2 separate regions of the Homo sapiens genome follow, and region 1 is linked to region 2. A link is a contact called in ENCODE Hi-C or POLR2A ChIA-PET data. All regions are on one chromosome and are shown on one strand. The core of a region is the stretch at or near the end of the contact, and the rest is flanking DNA. Distances in the headings are between cores, read along the strand shown.

The links. Hi-C counts contacts between places; a loop is a spot of excess contacts on that map. ChIA-PET counts read pairs that join two places held with the same protein, here RNA polymerase II (POLR2A). Pooled maps may share reads with other maps.
Region 1: a map of OCI-LY7 shows a loop between it and region 2 (5-fold over the local background). The contact joins two enhancer-like sites. A Hi-C loop is called at or near these places in 3 of 168 maps with a recorded cell type or tissue (K562, OCI-LY7 and posterior vena cava), 3 of 37 single-sample maps with no recorded cell type and 9 of 50 pooled maps. POLR2A ChIA-PET finds 5 or more read pairs at or near these places in 27 of 52 experiments (A549, A673, AG04450 and 21 more).

Annotation. Positions count from the first base shown.
Region 1 is chr12:110,429,836-110,433,537 of GRCh38, forward strand. It overlaps the pseudogene HMGA1P3. Among named protein-coding and RNA genes, the nearest start is that of ARPC3, 19 kb to the right of the region's middle. RefSeq lists an enhancer at 1,902-2,011. Within about 2 kb of position 1,981, at least 18 of the 41 ENCODE cell types and tissues checked have a DNase peak (open chromatin) inside an H3K27ac peak, as active enhancers do; they include GM12878, where a contact is called at or near this core.
Region 2 is chr12:110,382,632-110,386,616 of GRCh38, forward strand. It overlaps ANAPC7 (anaphase promoting complex subunit 7), which reads right to left. Exons shown (of 11, transcript NM_016238.3): 6 at 3,696-3,838; 7 at 212-329. Among named protein-coding and RNA genes, the nearest start is that of ANAPC7, 19 kb to the right of the region's middle. RefSeq lists an enhancer at 2,110-2,169. Within about 2 kb of position 1,785, at least 3 of the 41 ENCODE cell types and tissues checked have a DNase peak (open chromatin) inside an H3K27ac peak, as active enhancers do; they include GM12878, where a contact is called at or near this core.

The DNA of each region.
Region 1 (3,702 bases), core at 731-3,230, 47 kb after region 2:
GGCGGCCAGAGGCGGTGGTGATGGTGGGCCTGCGGAAGGGGCGAGGGCGGTGGGAGCGGAGCAAAGCTGTCCAGTCCCAGAAGGCAGCTGCTCCTCCAGTGAGGAGCAGGCGGCACGCACGGTTCACTGCTCCTCCTCCGAGGACTCTTGCGAGATGCCCTCCTCTTCCTACTTCTCCAGTTTTTTGGGTCTGCCCCTTGGTTTCCTTCCTGGAGTTATGGTGGTTTTCCGGGTCTTGGCGGCACCCTTGTTTTTGCTTCCCTTTGGTTGGCCCCGAGGTCTCTTAGGTGTTGGCACTTCGCTGGGCTCCTTCTGACTCCCTACAAGCGCTGTCCCAGGACTCATCGGAGGCTGCTTGCGCGGCCTGCCCCGGCCCCGCTTCTCAGTGCCCTCCTTTTCCTGCTTGGAGGCCAAGGGCTGGCTGGACTTCGAGCTCGACTCGCTCATCTTCCCTTCTCTAAGGAGCAGGTGAAAGAGTGATGGCTGGGATGCTTCTTGGAACCGCGCCAGCGCGAGAAATAGCCCTGGCTCGGAGTCCCAATTAGAGGACGGCTGAACTATTTTCAGTGTGTGCGTGTGTGTGTGTGTGTGTGTGTGTGTGTGTGTGTTCCCAGCATTCAACAATATGAAGTTGAGTTGCTTGATCAAAAATAATAAAATCTGGAGGCTGGGAGCAGTGGCTCACGCCTGTAGTCCTAGCACTCTGAGAGGCTGAAGCAGGAGGATCACTTGAGCCCAGGAGTTCGAGATCAGTGTGGGCAACATGGTGAGACCCCATCTTTATTTAAAAAAAAAAAAAAAAAAAAAAAAAGGCCGGGCGCGGTGGTTCACACCTGTAATCCCAGCACTTCAGGAGGCCGAGGCGGGTGGATCACGAGGTCAGGAGATTGAAACCATCCCGGCTAACACGGTGAAACCCCGTCTCTACTAAAAATACAAAAAATTAGCCGGGCGTGGTGGCGGGCGCCTGTAGTCCCAGCTACTCGGGAGGCTGAGGCAGGAGAATGGCATGAACCAGGGAGGCGGAGCTTGCAGTGAGCCGAGATGGTGCCACTGTACTCCAGCTTTGGCGACAGAGTGAGACTCCGTCTCAAAAAAAAAAAAAAAAAAAAAAAAAAAAAAAGAAGGGGAAGAAAATAAAAATCTGAGAACTATTACTAAATTACCTTGTCTAAAAAGTCAACATTATAATTGTTTTTAATGTCAGCATTACATTTCAATTAAAGCTGTATTTTAAAGTTCATACTATTGGACCGGGCGTGGTGGCTCACGCCTGTAATCCTAGCACTTTGGGAGGCTGAAGCGGGTGGATCACCTGAGGTCAGGAGTTTCAGACCAGCCTGGCCAACATGGTGTAACCTTGTCTCCACTAAAAATCCACAAATTAGCTGGGCATCGTGGCGCACGCCTGTAATCCCAGCTATTTGGGAGGCCGAGGCAGGAGAATCGCTTGAACCTAGGAGGTGCAGGTTGCAATGAGCTGAGATTGCGCCACTGCAATCCAGCCTGGGTGACAGAGCAAGGCTCTATCAAAAAAAAAAAATCAGACTATATTCATGTATAATTTATAATAAATCATTTGGAAATTGTCCTCTTGCATATATTAAAAAACAAAATATAACAAAACAAAACACCTACCACGATAAAGTCCCAAGGGGAAATGGTCCAGAAGCTAGTTCCAGCGCCTGTGGCCCGTGCGCCCCCTGCTGGCAGTAACGGAACTGGGAACAGGACCCAGAGTAAGCTGGTTTTCTATCATGATGGTTCCACAATTAAAAAAAAAAAAAAAAAAGGGGCCGGGCACGGTGGCTCACGCCTGTAATCCCAGCACTTTGGAGGGCCAAGGCGGGCGGATCACGAGGTCAGGAGATCGAGACCATCCTGGCTAACACGGTGGTCTCTACTAAAAATACAAAAAAGTTAGGGGGGCGTGGTGGCGGGCGCCTGTAGTCCCAGCTACTCGGCAGGCTGAGGCAGGAGAATGGCGTGAACCCGGAAGGCGGAGCGAGGCGGAGCTTGCAGTGAGCCGAGATCGCGCCACTGCTCTCCAGCCTGGGAGACAGAGCGAGACTACGTCTCAAAAATATATATATATCTATATAGATCTCTACAGATATCTAGATATCTATCTATATATATAGATATTTATCTATAGATATATCTACATATCTATATATAGATCTATATATCTACATATCTATATATAGATATATCTATATAGCTCTATATATCTACATATCTATATATAGATCTATATCTATCGATCTATATATCTAGATATATAGATCGATAGATCTATATCTAGATACATATCTAGATATATAGATCGATAGATCTATCTCTAGATATCTATAGATATCTCTAGATATCTAGATATGTCTATAGATATATATACATACATACATATATTTGGCTGGGCGCGGCGGCTCACGCTTATGCCAGCACTTTGGGAGGCCAAGGCAGGCGGATCACTTAAGGTCAGAAGTTTAAGACCAGCCTGGCCAACGTGGTGATATGTTTAAAATAAAATTTTTTTTTCTTTTTTGAGACAGGGTCTCAACTCTGTCGCCCAGGCTGGAGTGCAGTGGTGCGATCATGGCTCATAGCAGCCTCGACCTCTAGCCACCAGGCCTGGCCCCAAACCTGTAATCTTGAAATGAATCAGGGTGGCTTTCTCTCCTTTCTGACATGTCTGTAACCCCTGTGGCAGAAGTTCCAACCCAAACACCAAAACTCTGATTCTGGGTTAAGAATTTTAATTTAGGACAGGTGCAGTGGCTCATGCCTGTAATCCCAGTGTTTGGGAGGCTGAGGTGGGTGGATCACTTGAGTCCAGGAGTTTGAGACCAGCCTGGACAACACAGCAAAACCTTGTCTTGCTGGGCGCTGTGACTCACACCTGTAATCCCAGGACTTTAAGAGGCCGAGGTGGATGGATCACTTGAGGTCAGGAGTTTGAGACCAGCCTGGCCAATATGGTGAAGCCCCGTCTCTACTAAAAATACAAAATTAGCCAGGCGTGGTGGCACAAGCCTGTAATCCCAGTTACTCAGGAGGCTGAGGCAGGAGAATAGCTTGAACCTGGAAGGCAGAGGTTCCAGTGAGCCAAGATTGCACCACTGCACTCCAGCCTGGGAGACAGAGAGAGACTCAGTCTCAAAAAAAAAAAAAAAAAGCAAAAAACAAACCAAACCAAAACAAAAAACACAAAAAAACATGATACCCCATCTCTACCAAAAATACAAAATTAGCTGGGCCTGGAGATGTGTGCCTGTAGTCCCAGCTACTGGGGAGGCTAAGGCGAGAAGATTGTTTGAGCCCAAGAGGTCGAGGCTGCAGTGGGCCGTGTTCATGCCACTGCACTCCAGCCTGGGCAACAGTGATACCCTGTTTCAAAAACAAACAAACAAACAAATTTTAATTAAACAAACAAAACCCCCCACGACACACCACCACCACTCTTTTGGCTTCAGGACTGTCCTTCTGTTTATCTATGGAGTAGGTTTTCACATATCCATTCCTTTTGCTGTGTGAACTGTGGTATTTAGCTAGCTTGTAATTCAAGTCTTTAAACAGATGCTCAAGAGCATTTAACCCACATATTAAAATCATATATTCACCCGTAAAAACAAAATGCAAATACTCTAATCATTCAAGTACTACCATAAACTCTAGGTTTTTTTTTTTTTTTTTGGAGATGGA
Region 2 (3,985 bases), core at 535-3,034:
CGATCTTGGCTCACTGCAACCTCTGCCTCCTGGGTTCAAGCAATCCACCTGTCTCAGTCTCCCAAAGTGTTGAGATTACAGGCATGAGCCACCATGCCTGTCCAGGTGATTACCTCTTAAACCTGTGCTTTCAATTTATATTCTCTTCAAGAGCAACCATTATCTCTTAATCTACTGACAACTGGGGAGAAAAGAGAATGCATAATCATACCCAGAAACCACCCACGGTTCTGCATGCTGATCAGAGATATTGAAAAGGCGGCATCCAAGGTTCTCAACATCCTCTAGCCGCCCTTCTCGTGCCAGTAGGTAGCCATATACATCCATTCCTAGAAGAGAAGGACATAGTGAGAAGAGGTGTTTTAAGAAGAGAAGCAGGGGTCCCACATACAGGAGTAGCACCCAACATCAGACCCCATGCTGAGGCCCCAGCTCCTGCAGGGGCTAAGCCCTTTCCACCATCACAGGCTCCTCCAACTACTATTTCCAGTTTCCTACAAAGTGACTATTAAAATGCAAAACCCAGGTTGGGCACAGTGGCTCACACCTGTAATTCCAGCACTTTAAGAAGCCGAGGCAGGTGGATCACGAGGTCAGGAGATCGAGACCATCCTGGCTAACACGGTGAAACCTCATCTCTACTGAAAATACAAAAAATTAGCCGGGCATAGTGGCACGCGCCTGTAATCCCAGCTACTTGGGAGGCTGAGGCAGGAGGATCACTTGAACCAGGGAGACAGAGGTTGCAGTGAGCCGAGATCACGCCACTGCACTGCCTGGGTGACAGACTGAGACTCTGTCTCAAAAAAAGAAAATGCAAAACCCAGCTGGGCGTGGTGGCTCACACCTGTAATCCTGGCACTCTGGGTGGCAGAGGCAGGAGGATCACCTGGGCCCAGGAGTTCAAGACCAGCCTGGGCAATATGGTGAGACCCTGTCTCTAAAGAAATTTTAAAATATCAGCCAAGTGGCCAGGTGCAGTGGTTCATGCCTGTAAACCCAGCACTTTGGGAGGCCAAGGAGGGCAGATCACGAGGTCAGGAGTTCGAGACTAGGCTAACAGGTGAAACCCCATCTCTACTAAAAATACAAAAATTAGCTGGGCATGGTGGCGTGTGCCTGTAATCCCAGCTACTCAGGAGGCTGAGGCAGGAGAATCGCTTGAATCAGGGAGGCGGAGGTTGCAGTGAGCCAAGATCGTGCCACTGCACTCTAGCCTTGGCTACAGAGCGAGACTCCGTCTCAAAAAAAAAAAAAAAAAAAAAAAGAAAAAAAAAAGAAAAAAGAAGGGCCAGGCGCGGTGGCTCATGCCTGTAATCCCAGCACTTTGGGAGGCTGAGGCAGGTGGATCACGAGGTCAGGAGTTCAAGACCAGCCTGGCCAAGATGGTGAAACCCCGTCTCTACTAAAAATACAAAAAATTAGCCAGGCACAGTGGCAGGCGCCTGTAATACCAGCTACTCGGGAGGCTGAGGCAGGAGAATTGCTTGAACTCAGAGGGCGGATGTTGCAGTGAGCCGAGATTGCACCACTGCACTCCAGCCTGGGCAACAGAGTAAGACTATGTCTAAAACATAAAATAAAATAAAGTAAAATAAAATAGAAAGAAAAAAAAATTAGCCAAGCACAGTGGCACATGCCTGTGGTCCCAGCTACTCAGGGGGCTAAGGCAGGAGGATTGCTTGAGCCCAGGAGGTCAAGGCTGCAGTGAGCTATGTTTGTGCCACTCCCGCCTGAGTGACAGAGTGAGACCCTGTCTCTAACAACAAAACCAAAACCAAAACCAAAGGAGGCCGGGCACGGTGACTCATGCCTATAATCCCAGCACTTTGGGAGGCCGAGGTGGAAATTCAAGACCAGCCTGGCCAAGATAGTGAAACCCCATCTCTACTAAAAATACAAAAACTAGCCAGGCGTGGTGGCACACACCTGTAATCCCAGCTACTCAAGAGGCTGAGGCAGAAAATTGCTTAAACCAGGAGGTGGAGGTTGCAGTGAGCCGAGATTGCACCACTGCACTCCAGCCTGTGAGACTCTGTCTCACAAAAAAAAAACAAAAAAAAACAAAAAAAACAAAAAACCAAAGGAGCAGAACAACCTACCTCACAATTTGAAAGCCTGCTATTTTCAGGAAGTGCTTGTCCTTCTATCCTGTGGTGTGATACACAGCTACCCTAACCCAACCAGAAAAGGCCCAAAAAAGGCATCAACTAAGGTCTCTCTTCCCAGAGTTCTAGACCATCAGAAATACACTGCTGAAAAGCCAATCAGTCTCAGAAAAAGTTGGCCTATTCCAGAAAAAAGCTTGTAGTTCTATCCAGAATGCAGTTCATTAAAGATCACTGCCTCGGGCTGGGTGCAGTGGCTCAGGCCTGTAATCCCAACACTTAGGGAGACTGAGGCGGGTGGATTACCTAAGGTCAGGAGTTGCAGACCAGCCTGGCTAACATGGTGAAACCCCCGTCTCTTCTAAAAAAATACAAAAATTAGTTGGGTGTGGTGGCGGGCGCCTATAATCCCAGCTACTCGGGAGGCTGAGGTGGGAGAGTCACTTTAACCAGGAGGCGGAGGTTGCAGTGAGCAGAGATTGTGCCACTGCACTCCTGCCTGGGCGACAAGAGTGAAACTCCGTCTCAAACAAACAAATAAAAAATCACTGCCTCTCCGCAGCCCCCGCTTTATTCTCACCCACATTCTATAAAAAGGGACCTATGCTCACTGTTACCCATCTCTTGCCACCATTCTCTTCCATCCCTTGCTATCCCTTCAGATTCCCATGAAAATTCCTCTCAAGCCAAGATTACTGCAATGCTCCTGCTAGCCCCTGGGCCTGGGTCTGAGATTCCAAGCTGCCATTGCCATTCCAAGCTGCCAGCTGTTGCCAGACTAGTATTTCTAAAACATCATTTTCATCATGGGTGCAGGCAGCTTGGAGAAGAGGAATAAGCACTTGAGGTGAGGGGAGATCTTGTGCAAACAAATCCATCCTTCTAGATCTGCTTCCTCATCTAAACGCTTGGGATGGCCCCTTCCCAGCTCCATCATTCCCCTGGCTTAAGAGCTCATAAGACTGTTTATTGTCACAAGGCCCTGTTTTTCTGATGGCCTTTTTTGGACCTTTACAAATAGACAGCATATCTATCTGACCTTATTTCCCACTATTCCTGAGAACTCACTGCCAGTGTCCTAACTGCCATCTGTTGGAGGTCCCTGTGAAGATTACCCTTCACCTGCAATCTTTTTCAAGATCAGTGATTTTTCTGTTGTTCACGCCTAATTACTGCCTTTAATCACCTTATCCCTTTCTTATTCCTTTTTAATTATACTAAGGACATGGCAAAACAAAATTCCCTAAAAGGATATTATGGTTTTAGGGATGCCATCCAAATTCTCAGTCAGGCACACCATAAATTTATAAGTCATAAGGAGGAGCTATGACCCCCTCAAAAGAAAAAAAGCCAAATAATGATCTGTGGGGAGAAGACACTTGAATTCAAGCAAAAACAGCTGCTCAAATGGTATTACCTAAGCGTTAGAGACATGTGTCATGACCTAAAAAAAGTAAAAGACTAGTATAAGTTTTATACACCATTTCTATGAAACTTGGTATCGAGTATTAATGCTGCATATTCTCCCTATTATCTCTGATCCCCCCCAACAACAGCCACTGTCTTCCTGCCCCAAGAATTACTTACCTTTTATCAGATAAGGATCCAACATCTGTGCCTGTTCAAACTTGAGGACAGAGTTTTTATTGTCTCCAGCTCTGAAGTACAGATCTGCCAAGCTTCCCAATAGGTCCACGTTATCTCGCAATAAGGATTTTTTCTCTAGTGAACTTTAAGATATTTATTAAACATTGAACCTTTAAATCTATTATAAATCCTCTTAGTTGCTGAATCTGGATGATTGGTCATACAGATACTATTTTCTTTTGCATAAATATAAAATTCTTCGTAATAAAAAACTTTAAGCTTATGACTTT